Regions from separate parts of the Homo sapiens genome. Here region 1 is linked to region 2. A link is a loop called in an ENCODE intact Hi-C map of the cell type or tissue named here. Cell type or tissue: K562. All regions are shown on one strand.

Evidence for each region. A loop is a pair of places that touch in the nucleus more often than their neighbours do. Peaks named below come from ENCODE experiments on the same cell type or tissue, not always from the same donor. Only the 100,000 strongest peaks of a DNase experiment are listed, where the experiment ranks them.
Region 1: a loop joins it to region 2, with 8 times the contacts of the local background. A loop is called at or near these places in 23 of 110 quality-filtered maps.

What each region holds. Positions count from the first base shown.
Region 1 is chr3:15,037,586-15,042,585 of GRCh38, forward strand. NR2C2 (nuclear receptor subfamily 2 group C member 2) reads left to right here. Exons shown (of 14, transcript NM_001291694.2): 12 at 415-552; 13 at 1,537-1,642. It also overlaps a transcript of MRPS25 not described here. Among named protein-coding and RNA genes, the nearest start is that of MRPS25, 25 kb to the right of the region's middle. In K562, a CTCF peak has its summit at 3,808; a DNase peak (open chromatin) is centred at 3,466.
Region 2 is chr3:14,923,366-14,928,365 of GRCh38, forward strand. It overlaps FGD5 (FYVE, RhoGEF and PH domain containing 5), which reads left to right. Exons shown (of 20, transcript NM_152536.4): 17 at 643-773; 18 at 2,705-2,833. It overlaps LOC105376963 (a long non-coding RNA gene), which reads right to left and starts at 697. Exons shown (of 4, transcript XR_007095829.1): 1 at 612-697. RefSeq lists silencers at 820-999, 2,277-2,571. In K562, a CTCF peak has its summit at 2,468 (motif pointing right); a DNase peak (open chromatin) is centred at 2,476; H3K27me3 peaks cover 1,433 bases.

The DNA.
Region 1 (5,000 bases), 110 kb after region 2:
ATTGTTTTGACAACTAAAAATTACCAGCATTTAATGTTCAGGTGCCTGCAGAGACTTAAAAAACCTAACCAAGTATATAAGCTGTGAGTCTTCAGAATAAAGGAATTATTACTCAGGTACACAATAAAAGAAATTCACAATGTACACCTACAGGCCAGCTGCCTGGCAGCAGGGTCAGGGAGAATCACTGGTCTAGGGATTTGTTATTGAGGCAGAACCCATATTGGAGCAGAATTTGGGTACCTCTTGTCACTTCATCTGCAGCTGGAAAATGAAGCTCTTGTTCACCTTGAGATTACTGATTTTTCATTAAAAAGTGAAATGGTCCCATTTCTTTCCATATGTGGCCCCTCAAATAAGCTGGTTTTATTGTTCTTACCAGCCTTTCTCAGGATCTGTGATGTTGGTTTCTAGATAAACTTTCTGGTGACCGGATAAAGCAAGTCATGGAGCACATCTGGAAGCTGCAGGAGTTCTGTAACAGCATGGCGAAGCTGGATATAGATGGCTATGAGTATGCATACCTTAAAGCTATAGTTCTCTTTAGCCCCGGTAAGATATGCGGTGGGGATGCATGACCCCTTTCCACCTGTATCTACTGATGTTTCTGAACGTGAACATGTTGTCATCATTGGTGTAGAAAGAGCCCTGCAGATTGTATGTGACCTAGTGTTCTTATGATAGGTGTTTTGCTAGATAAATACATAAACGCTTTTAAATTCTTGCCTTTACAGCCCCAAAGAAATATGCTGCAGTGCCTGATGATGTCACGCACTGAATAGATTTAATCTGTGTCCTAATTAAACCATTGGCCAAACAAGACTACACCATACAAAAGTGTGCTGCCACCCGATGTCCTTTCTTTTTTTTCCGGCCCTTTGCCAGTTTCCAAGTTTTGTTAGCGCATATAATCCAGTACACATTGAAGTTCCACTTGTTTGCCCACAGACTGTGTATAGCACTGCAGAGCATGCTAAAAGGTATGTTCGCAGGAGATGAAGAGGCAGCAATCACGATGCCTGGGCTGGCCTCACTCCCCTTATTAACTGTTCTCTCAAGTCCTCTGGAAAAGTCACTTAGGCTAATTGTTCACCTCACAGTAAGGGGTTGGACACAGCTTAACCTTTTTGTCTTCCTTCCCAGCCCTTCACTCACAAACAACAAAATAGCTAATAAAATTGGGACAAATTATATAATTATTTAGAAAGTAAATGACAATTTGTAATTTTATGTGATAGTTTTTAAAACTATGTGTTTTCTAGGGTAGTAGGAAGCCAGATGTCCAGAACCAATCATGTGGGGCTGTTCAGACTGGGATCCACTCAGGGTCCCCGACCCGCTCCCAGGAACTTCAGGCCTGGGCAGAAAACAGAGGAAAAGCCAGTGTTCTAATAATACCCAAACTAGATCAGTCTTTGAGTTCAATTTGTTGTACTTAAGAAGTTTGCAGAAGTTTGACTAAAAGTACTAAGAAGTCTACAAGTGAGACTTTTCAAATACAGAGGGAACTGGGGGGGGGTACTTTTCTGTTTTCAGATCATCCAGGTTTGACCAGCACAAGCCAGATTGAAAAATTCCAAGAAAAGGCACAGATGGAGTTGCAGGACTATGTTCAGAAAACCTACTCAGAAGACACCTACCGGTGAGGCATTCAGGCATATGCGCTCTTGCTTGGGGCTGCAAGGAGTGTGGCTGAGTCTGCAGTTTCTAATATAAATTATGTTAACCTTTCCATTTTTAGCAGCCTGATAGAGCCTCCATTGGATCACACTCTAATTCTTGAGTTTTCTTTGTTTTTTCCAAGCTCCCAAGAGCTAGAGATAATTCTTGAATGCTAGAGGTGGTGTAGAGTGTAGACAGTGCCAGCAGGAGGGCCAGGACTGTGGCTGATTCCAGTTTTGCTGTGTGACTGTGAGCGAGGCCTCAGATTGCTACTCTTTAATTGGAGGAGTTGGAACAGATGCTGTGTGGCCTGTTCTGGGGCTAACACTGTACATGAGGCTTGAGTTCTCATGGAGATTCCTTTGTCCAGAATAGTTTGAAAGGTCTGCTCCTCTGGTCAGCATCCATTGAAGAGGCAGTGCTAGAGTACTTGACAGAAAAGTGCTTATTGACAGAAAATTCTTATTGACAGAAATCAAATCTGACCCCTATAAAGGAGTGGATGAGTTATATAAAGTCATTTTACCCTCAGATAAACTAATGGAAAAAAGTTTGTTTGGGTGCAAATTAGTGGTATTATTTGTAATTAATGTGCAGTAAAAATATGTGTATAAAAATTAGGACCGGGCACGGTGGCTCACGCCTGTAATCCCAGCACTTTGGGAGGCTGAGGCGGGTGGATCAGGAGGTCACGAGTTCAAGACCAGCCTGGCCAAGATGGTGAAACCCCGTCTCTACTAAAAATATTTAAAAAAAAATTAGCCAGGCACGGTGGTAGGCGCCTGTAATCCCAGCTACTGGGGAGGCTGAGGCAGGAGAATCTCTTGAACCTGGTAGGGTGGGCAGAGGTTGCAGTGAGCTGAGATCACGCCACTGCACTCCAGCCTGGGTGACAGAGTGAGACTCCTTCTCAAAAAACAAAAAAAAAAACAACAAAAAAAAACCCTTTCTCGTGCAGCTTTAGGCAGGAAAATTGTTCAGATCTGCCAAAGGTCAGAATGCATTGGCAGGCTTTCCAGCCAAGGATGGAAGAGTGCTGCTTTCCTATGACAACTTCTGACCTACCAGAAGCTACATGAATTTCTGAGACCCTTTCAAGTAAAGTATTTCCTGTTTCCCTCCCCACCATGTCCCCCTAAAATAAACATTGGAACAAAATTGACAGCCTGGGAAGACACACAGGCCCACCTTCCCGACATGTGTCCTCTGCACAGACCTCAGTCTCCAGGAGCCCCATGGAACACAGATGCCCCTGGGGGCTACCCCTTCTGGCCCAGTGCTTCTCAAATGATTTTGCCCCCCAGCAGGGTAACCAGCTCTTAGTCTTTCAGCACTAAAACCAGGACAGTCCCAGTCATTTCTCTGGTGTGACTGGGGGTGTCTTATGGCTGGCTGGTCCTGCTGGTAGACAAGAGCCTGCTTCTCCTTTTGGCGCACTTCTGTTGCCCAGATGTGGCTTTTACAAAAGCAAGATCCATTTTCTACTGGAATCATTGAAGACTTCATCATGAATCTAGAATAACTTCAGCCTCAATACATAGAGAATGGGACTGTCAGGGAATGCATCCACACCCAGAATTTATACATCCAGCCAGGTATACAGTCAGGTTGTCCTCCTAGGAGGCCACAGGCCTGCTCCCCCACAGTTCCCATGGCCAAAAGATGGCTGGAAATGGCCCTCTGGGGCTACTGGCAGAGCCACAGCACACTCGAGAATCACTTTGACAGCAGTGATTCTGTGGCCTTGGAAAGTAGATACAATGTGTCTGAAAACATCATGAGTCACTCCTGTCCAGTCAGGGACCCAGGGTTGGGTAGGGTGACGACAGGTTACTTGGAGCCCAAAATGATAAGGGAGGCTTTCTTATAGGGCTCAGAAATTCACTCGAGATAGTTCTCAAAGAAAAGGGCCTAGAGTGTTTTACATCCTGTTTGCATATTCATTTTTTCTTTATCTTGATATTTACTGTCTGGAATATCCATTTTTTACTCTTCCCCATCCTTGTGCCTTTTCTCATATTGATTATTCCTCCTGAAATGCCTCCCATCCCTCCCCATTCTTTGTATCTCTGCTGATAGAAATCTTAGCCAGCCCCTAAGGCCCAGCTGAGATGGCAGGTCCCTTACACCTTCGTGTGCCCTGCAAGATTGGAGCACAGCGACTCATTGTGGCTGAGTGAATGGATGCTGGTGCTGGAATGCTACCTGCATAGTATGAATACATTTTCCCATTTTAAAAATAAGCAGTATTCACTCTAGAAAAATTTAGAATGTTCTAGAAAGGAAAAAGGAAAAAGAAAACTTTTTAAAAAGCACTATCCAGGGGCAGGGCGTGGTGACTCACACCTGTAATTCCAACACTTTGGGACACTGAGGCAGCAGGATTGTTTGAGCCCAGGAGTTTGAAACCACCCTGGGCAACATAGTGAGACCCCATCTCTATGACAAAAAAATGAAAAATTAGTCAGGTGCGGTGGTGTGCACCTGTAGTCCCAGTTACTCAGAAGTCTGAGGTGGGAGACTCACTTGAGCCTGGGAGGTTGCGGTTGCAGTGAGCTGTGATCACATCACTCCACTGCAGCCTGGATGACAGAGCAAGACACTATCTCAAAAAAACAAAAACAAAAAAGCACTGTCCAGATACCTACTATTAACATTTTGCGTATTCACTTCCAGAAATTTTTTATGTATTGTAATTGGGATCATAAAATACCAAAGGTTTTGTAACCTTTTTTCATGTAATATACAATAACAATACGTACTCTTCTTCATTTTCTATGGTTCCTATTTCCCTGCTAATGAAAAGGTAGGGTGTTTCCGGTTTGGGCTGTCACACATGGCACTGCAGTAGAGTCCTGGCACATGCTCCACTTGCTCACCTGAGATCCAGTCCTGGCTGGGGAATGGCCTGGTCACGTGGGACACTTGAGATACACAGTGTTCAGTGGCCCTCCAGGGCAGCATTGTGGTGCACCCTCCACCCCAAGTTTCTTCAAAATGAAAGCTATTTTACTGCTTTATTTATAATGCTAAATGAACACTGGAAATTAGAGCAGTACAAAAAATAAGAAAAAATCACCTCAAATCCCAATACCCAGAGCCCAACTGTTAGCGTGGTGAACATTTTCCCAATACTTTATATACACATCTATACTTGCTGTTTTATAATCTCCTTTTAAACTTTTATTGAGCAATATGTCATGGATGTCTTTCCTGGTCAGTAAATACAGGTTTGTATTATCGTTTTTTAAATGAGTCTCTAGCAGTTCATCATATGAAGACTCCTACTTTAGTCTGTCCTCTGTTGATGAATTTCCAGGTTTTCTCTTGGTGGTGGG
Region 2 (5,000 bases):
GTGTCCCCAGAAGAAGAGCTCTGTGGGTAGCTAAGCTTAGGAATCAGTGTGTGTGTAAGGGGACAGAGGCAGGGAGCTCCTGTGTCCTTTACCATAGAGGCCCTCTTGTCAAGTATCCTATAGGCCTGTGCCTGTAGCGCCTTTCTGGGACTAAGGACTATATAAGCGTGGCAGCAGAGGAGCTGGGGTCAGGGAGGGGTGAAGCTGTTCCACACAGGAGCCTTGGGAAGCTGAGCCGGCCCCTGAGAGACCTGGTCAGTGCTGAAGGGACAGGCCTTGCCCAAGCAGGGTCAAGTTCCCAGGAAGGAGAGCAGGTGTATCTTGGGCCTAAAACTAAAGTCTTTCCCTGGCCTCCACTCCACGGGGCTGGACTAAGGTCATCAGAGAAGACAGCCCAGTCCCTGCTACCTGGAGGCCTGGAGGTGAAGGGCTGTCCAGCGCCCTGGAAAAGCGTCCCCTCCCCAGCCCCCATAGCCTTTGTCTGTTCCTGCAGGAGGGAGGGAGGAAGAGTGCTTGACTTTCAGGTCCCACTTAACCCCCATGGCTCACATTCCTAGAGGGATTTTACAGGAATCAGTGTTCCAAAGACAAGCCGCAGGCACGCCTCTCACCTCCCTTCCATGTGGCTTCTTTCAGTTACAGAGCGGCCTGTGAGCATGAGCTTCCCGCTGTCTTCACCCCGCTTCTCGGGCAGTGCCTTTTCATCCGTCTTCCAGAGCATTAACCCCTCGACCTTCAAGAAGCAGAAGAAAGTCCCTTCAGCCCTGACAGAGGTAAAGCAGGCAGGGCTACCCAAGTGGGAAGTAGGGCATTTGGAAGGTTCATGGTCATCCTGGGTAGACGGAGTCAGACCCTGCCCTGTCCCAGCCTGACCAGTCTCTTCCAGACAGAGCATTCCTAATGGAAGCATCCCAGCTACGAGGACCGACTTGACAGTGATGGTGCTAGGCGACATCTTTCCCATCCTTCTCTCTACCTCTCCCCTCCTCCTCTTTCTTTTCTCTCCTTTTTCTCCTGCCCCATAGCTTAGATCTAGTACCCAAGCAGACTGCACAGATCACGGGGGCTCTTCATTCTAAAGGAGCCAAATTCCTGTGTTGGTCCTTCCATGTCATCCCCTCATCCTAGGGGTCCCAACCCGGCTCAGGTGTTGACGTCCCTGGAGGCCATGGGCTCCGCAGGAAACTTCAGAACTGGCTAAACTCAATTGTATCCCACAAATAGGACCAGATTGTATGTCTGTATTTCCATTCACAACCACAGACCAATGTATGTCTGTGAATACACAAGGAGTCCACAAGTGTGATCAGCTGCTTCCAAGTTAGTCCATTAATATCAAGTAGCAGGTAGCAAGGGTTTAAAAAAGTGTTAGGGAATGGAAAATTTAAATAGGTACAGTTTTATCCATTAACTTGTTCCTTTTGCAAATTAAAAATCTTGGAAATCACACATACGGCCGGGCGCGGTGGCTCACGCCTGTAATCCCAGCACTTTGGGAGGCTGAGGTGGGCAGATCACGAGGTCGGGAGATCCAGACCATCTTGGCTAACACAGTGAAACCCCATCTCTACTAAAAATACAAAAATCAGCCGGGTGTGGTGTCATGCAGCTGTAGTCCCAGCTACTCGGGAGGCTGAGGCAGGAGAATCGCTTGAACCTCAGGGAGGTGAAGGTTGCAGTGAGCTGAGATGGCGCCACTGCACACCAGCCTGGCGACACAGCAAGACTCTGTCTCAAAAAAAAAAAAAAAAAAAAAAAAAAAACACATACATGGTTAAACATTTTTCCCAAAAAAGTACAAAACAGCACATATGATGAAAAGTGAGTTTCTCATCCTTCCCAGCCTCCCTCAATCCCACTGCCATCAAGTTTCTTATGGAACCTTGTGGAAATTTTCATGCACATACATAATACAGATGTACATTCATAGATCTTCTTTTTCTACCCAGAAGACAACATATTATACAGAATCTCTTCTGTTTTCTCCACTTAATTTGTCTTAGAGATCATTTCATAATCACATATATGTATAAACCTCACATTTTTTACATTGCATTCCTCTTTTACTAGTAAGGAAATTGAGACTTAGAAGAAGTCAGCAAATTGCTCATCATTAACCACCTAGTAATTGGTAGAGCCTGAATGGGAAATCCAGGTTGGTATTAACTCCAAGCCTGCGTTCCTCACCACATAAAGCCTGTGGACAGAATACTACTACCCCCCGCCACCACAAAGAGTAGTAATAATAATAAAAGGACTTAACGCTGCACACACCCCACTAGGCAGGAGACTATAATACCTTTTAGGCAACAGTACAAAGAGGATCCCTCCCTAAATGTGAGGAAGAGATAAGTTGAAAGTGCAAGAGTTAATTTTAGAAGGAAGAACCTTTCGCCGAAGTACCTGAACGAAGTTTCTTGAGTTGAGGGGCTTAGGTTGAGAGGGAACCAAGAATCTGAAAAACCACTAGAGGGCAGCATCAGCATTCCCAAAGTCAGCTGGGTCCATTCATTAAATCCTGTTTCTCAAAGCATGAAGCACTATCTTGCTGACTTTGGTACTGGATAGATCCTGAGACCTTATCCAGTGTCAAAGCAGTATAAGTAGTCAGCCAAATGGTTTGCAGTGTCATTTTGAATTGTGCTCTGTTTGAACTGTGCCTGACCACCGGGGTGGGCTGACCGCTCTGCTTCCCTCCTGCCAGGTGGCTGCCTCTGGAGAGGGCTCTGCCATCAGTGGCTATCTCAGCCGGTGTAAGAGGGGCAAGCGGCACTGGAAGAAGCTCTGGTTTGTCATCAAAGGCAAAGTTCTCTACACCTACATGGCCAGTGAGGTAGTAGTGATCTGCACTCTCTCCCCTCTCCTCTCTCCTGTGAAATGACCCCCTGGGGCCTGCACACATCCTGTCACTTGCAAAGCTGTGTGAGTCCTGGCTGCTGAGCCAGTTCTGGTGGCAGTCAAGTCTTTAGTGAGCAATGCCATGTGCTCAATGTTGCTGTGGCTACACAACCACATATCACTTCAAAATCTAAGGAATTTGCAGTTTCTTTGTGGATATAAGAAGGTACGGACATGCCAAGCTGTGCCGCAAAGTGTTTAAATGGCACAGGCCCAGCATCTAGGACAAAGATGGAACAAGCCAGCCATGCCACAAAAGAAAACACCTTCCTACTGTCTGCTTAGATTGCTTGGGGCAAAATTCAGCAGTGTGGAGGAAGCTACTCCCTTTTTGTCTGTCCATTTCTTTTATAGGGTAACTCTAGTAATTCTTCTAAAGAAAACTGAAATCTATATTTTATAGAATATCTTACTTTAGGTGAGAGAGCCTTGGAAATCAAGCTTACTTCCAGAGTAGACAGATGTGTGGCCATGGTTGTGTAGCAGGGTGCTGTCTGGCCCTGACCCAGGCTGAACCTGTTGGATAATGTGAAACATTTCTATCTCCATGCTTCACCAGCTGGTGGCTTCTAGGTGGTCAGGCATAGTTTCAGCTTTGAAAATGGGAGTTAAATGTATTCTGACGAGCTGCAGAGGGTGGGTGCTTTGCTCCACTGGGATATGCATGTCAGGGCTGGCTCTTCTCCCCTGGCCACAGATGCTAGCAAATGTGCAAAAGGCACTTCCTTCTTTGGGGCATGAAGCTTCCCTCTGGAAGGACCTGCAACTGTGAAGGTTGCCGTGTGCCCATTCCCAGGGATCACAGAGGATGGCTTTCTAGAAGAAATTGCTTTGGAGCCATACTTAAACACTTAGCAAGGCCCCACATCTGTTTACTCTAAGCAAAGCAGGCAGACAGGGGATCTGCCATAGGCCTGAGCGGCTTGGGTACCCGGTAAGCTGCACCCCACCCTGAGGGGCCTTTGCCTGTGTCCACAGGTGGGGTCTTCCACACTGTGGGGGATTTTTATCTTTCCAAAACAAACTGAACAGTTGTCATGGAAGTGACAGCATAAGCTTATTTTAAAAGGTGGATTTAGGGGCCTGGCATGGTGGTTCACGCCTGTAATCCCAGGACTTTGGGAGGCTGAGGATCTCTTGAGGCCAGGAGTTCGAGACCAGCCGGAGCAACATAGTGAAACCCTATCTCAACGAAAAATAAAATGAATGAATGAATGAATGAATGAATGATGGACTTAAGTATGACTCCAAAACAGTTTCTTCTAGAAAGAGGAATTTACATAATTTCTCAACCTGTTCCAGCGATGGAATAAAGCTTTCAAATACCATCAAAGAAAAAAAGGTTCTGATGAAGTGGATAGCTGGTTTGCACTGTCTACACCACTGTGCACCCCTATCATGTACCCTGAGGTGGCCCAGAGCTGATGCAACTTGCTATTTAGTAACAGTCCTGGGAAAAAGCGACTATCAAAAATACATAGGAATCTTTATTTTTTCCAACATTTTCTGTTTGTTTCAAGACAGGGTCTTGCTTCGTTGTCCAAGGCTGGAGTGCAGTGGTGTGATCACTGTTCACTGCAGCTTTGAACTCCTGGACTCAAGCCATCCCCCCCAGCTCAGCCTCCCAAGAAGCTGGGACCACAAGTGTGTGACGCCAGGCCTAGCTAATTTTTTTTTTTTTTTTAATTTTTTTTTTTGAGATGGAGACTCACTCTGTCACCAGGCTGGAGTGCAGTGGTGCAATCTTGGCTCACTGCAACCTCCACCTCCCGGGTTCAAGTGATTCTCCTGCCTCAGCCTCCTGAGTAGCTGGGACTACAGGCGCCCACCACCACGCCCAGCTAATTTTTGCATTTTTAGTAGAGACGAGGTTTCACCATGTTGGCCAGGATGGTCTCGATCTCTTGACCTCATGATCCACCCACCTTGGCTTCCAAAGTGCTGGGATTACAGGCGTGAGCCACCACACCTGGCCAATTTTTTTATTTTTTGTAGGGGCAGTCTCACTATATTGCTCAGGCTGTTCTCGAACTGCTGGTCTCAAGTGATCCTCCCACCTTGGCCTCCCAAAGTGTTGGGATTACAGGTGTAAGCCACTGTGC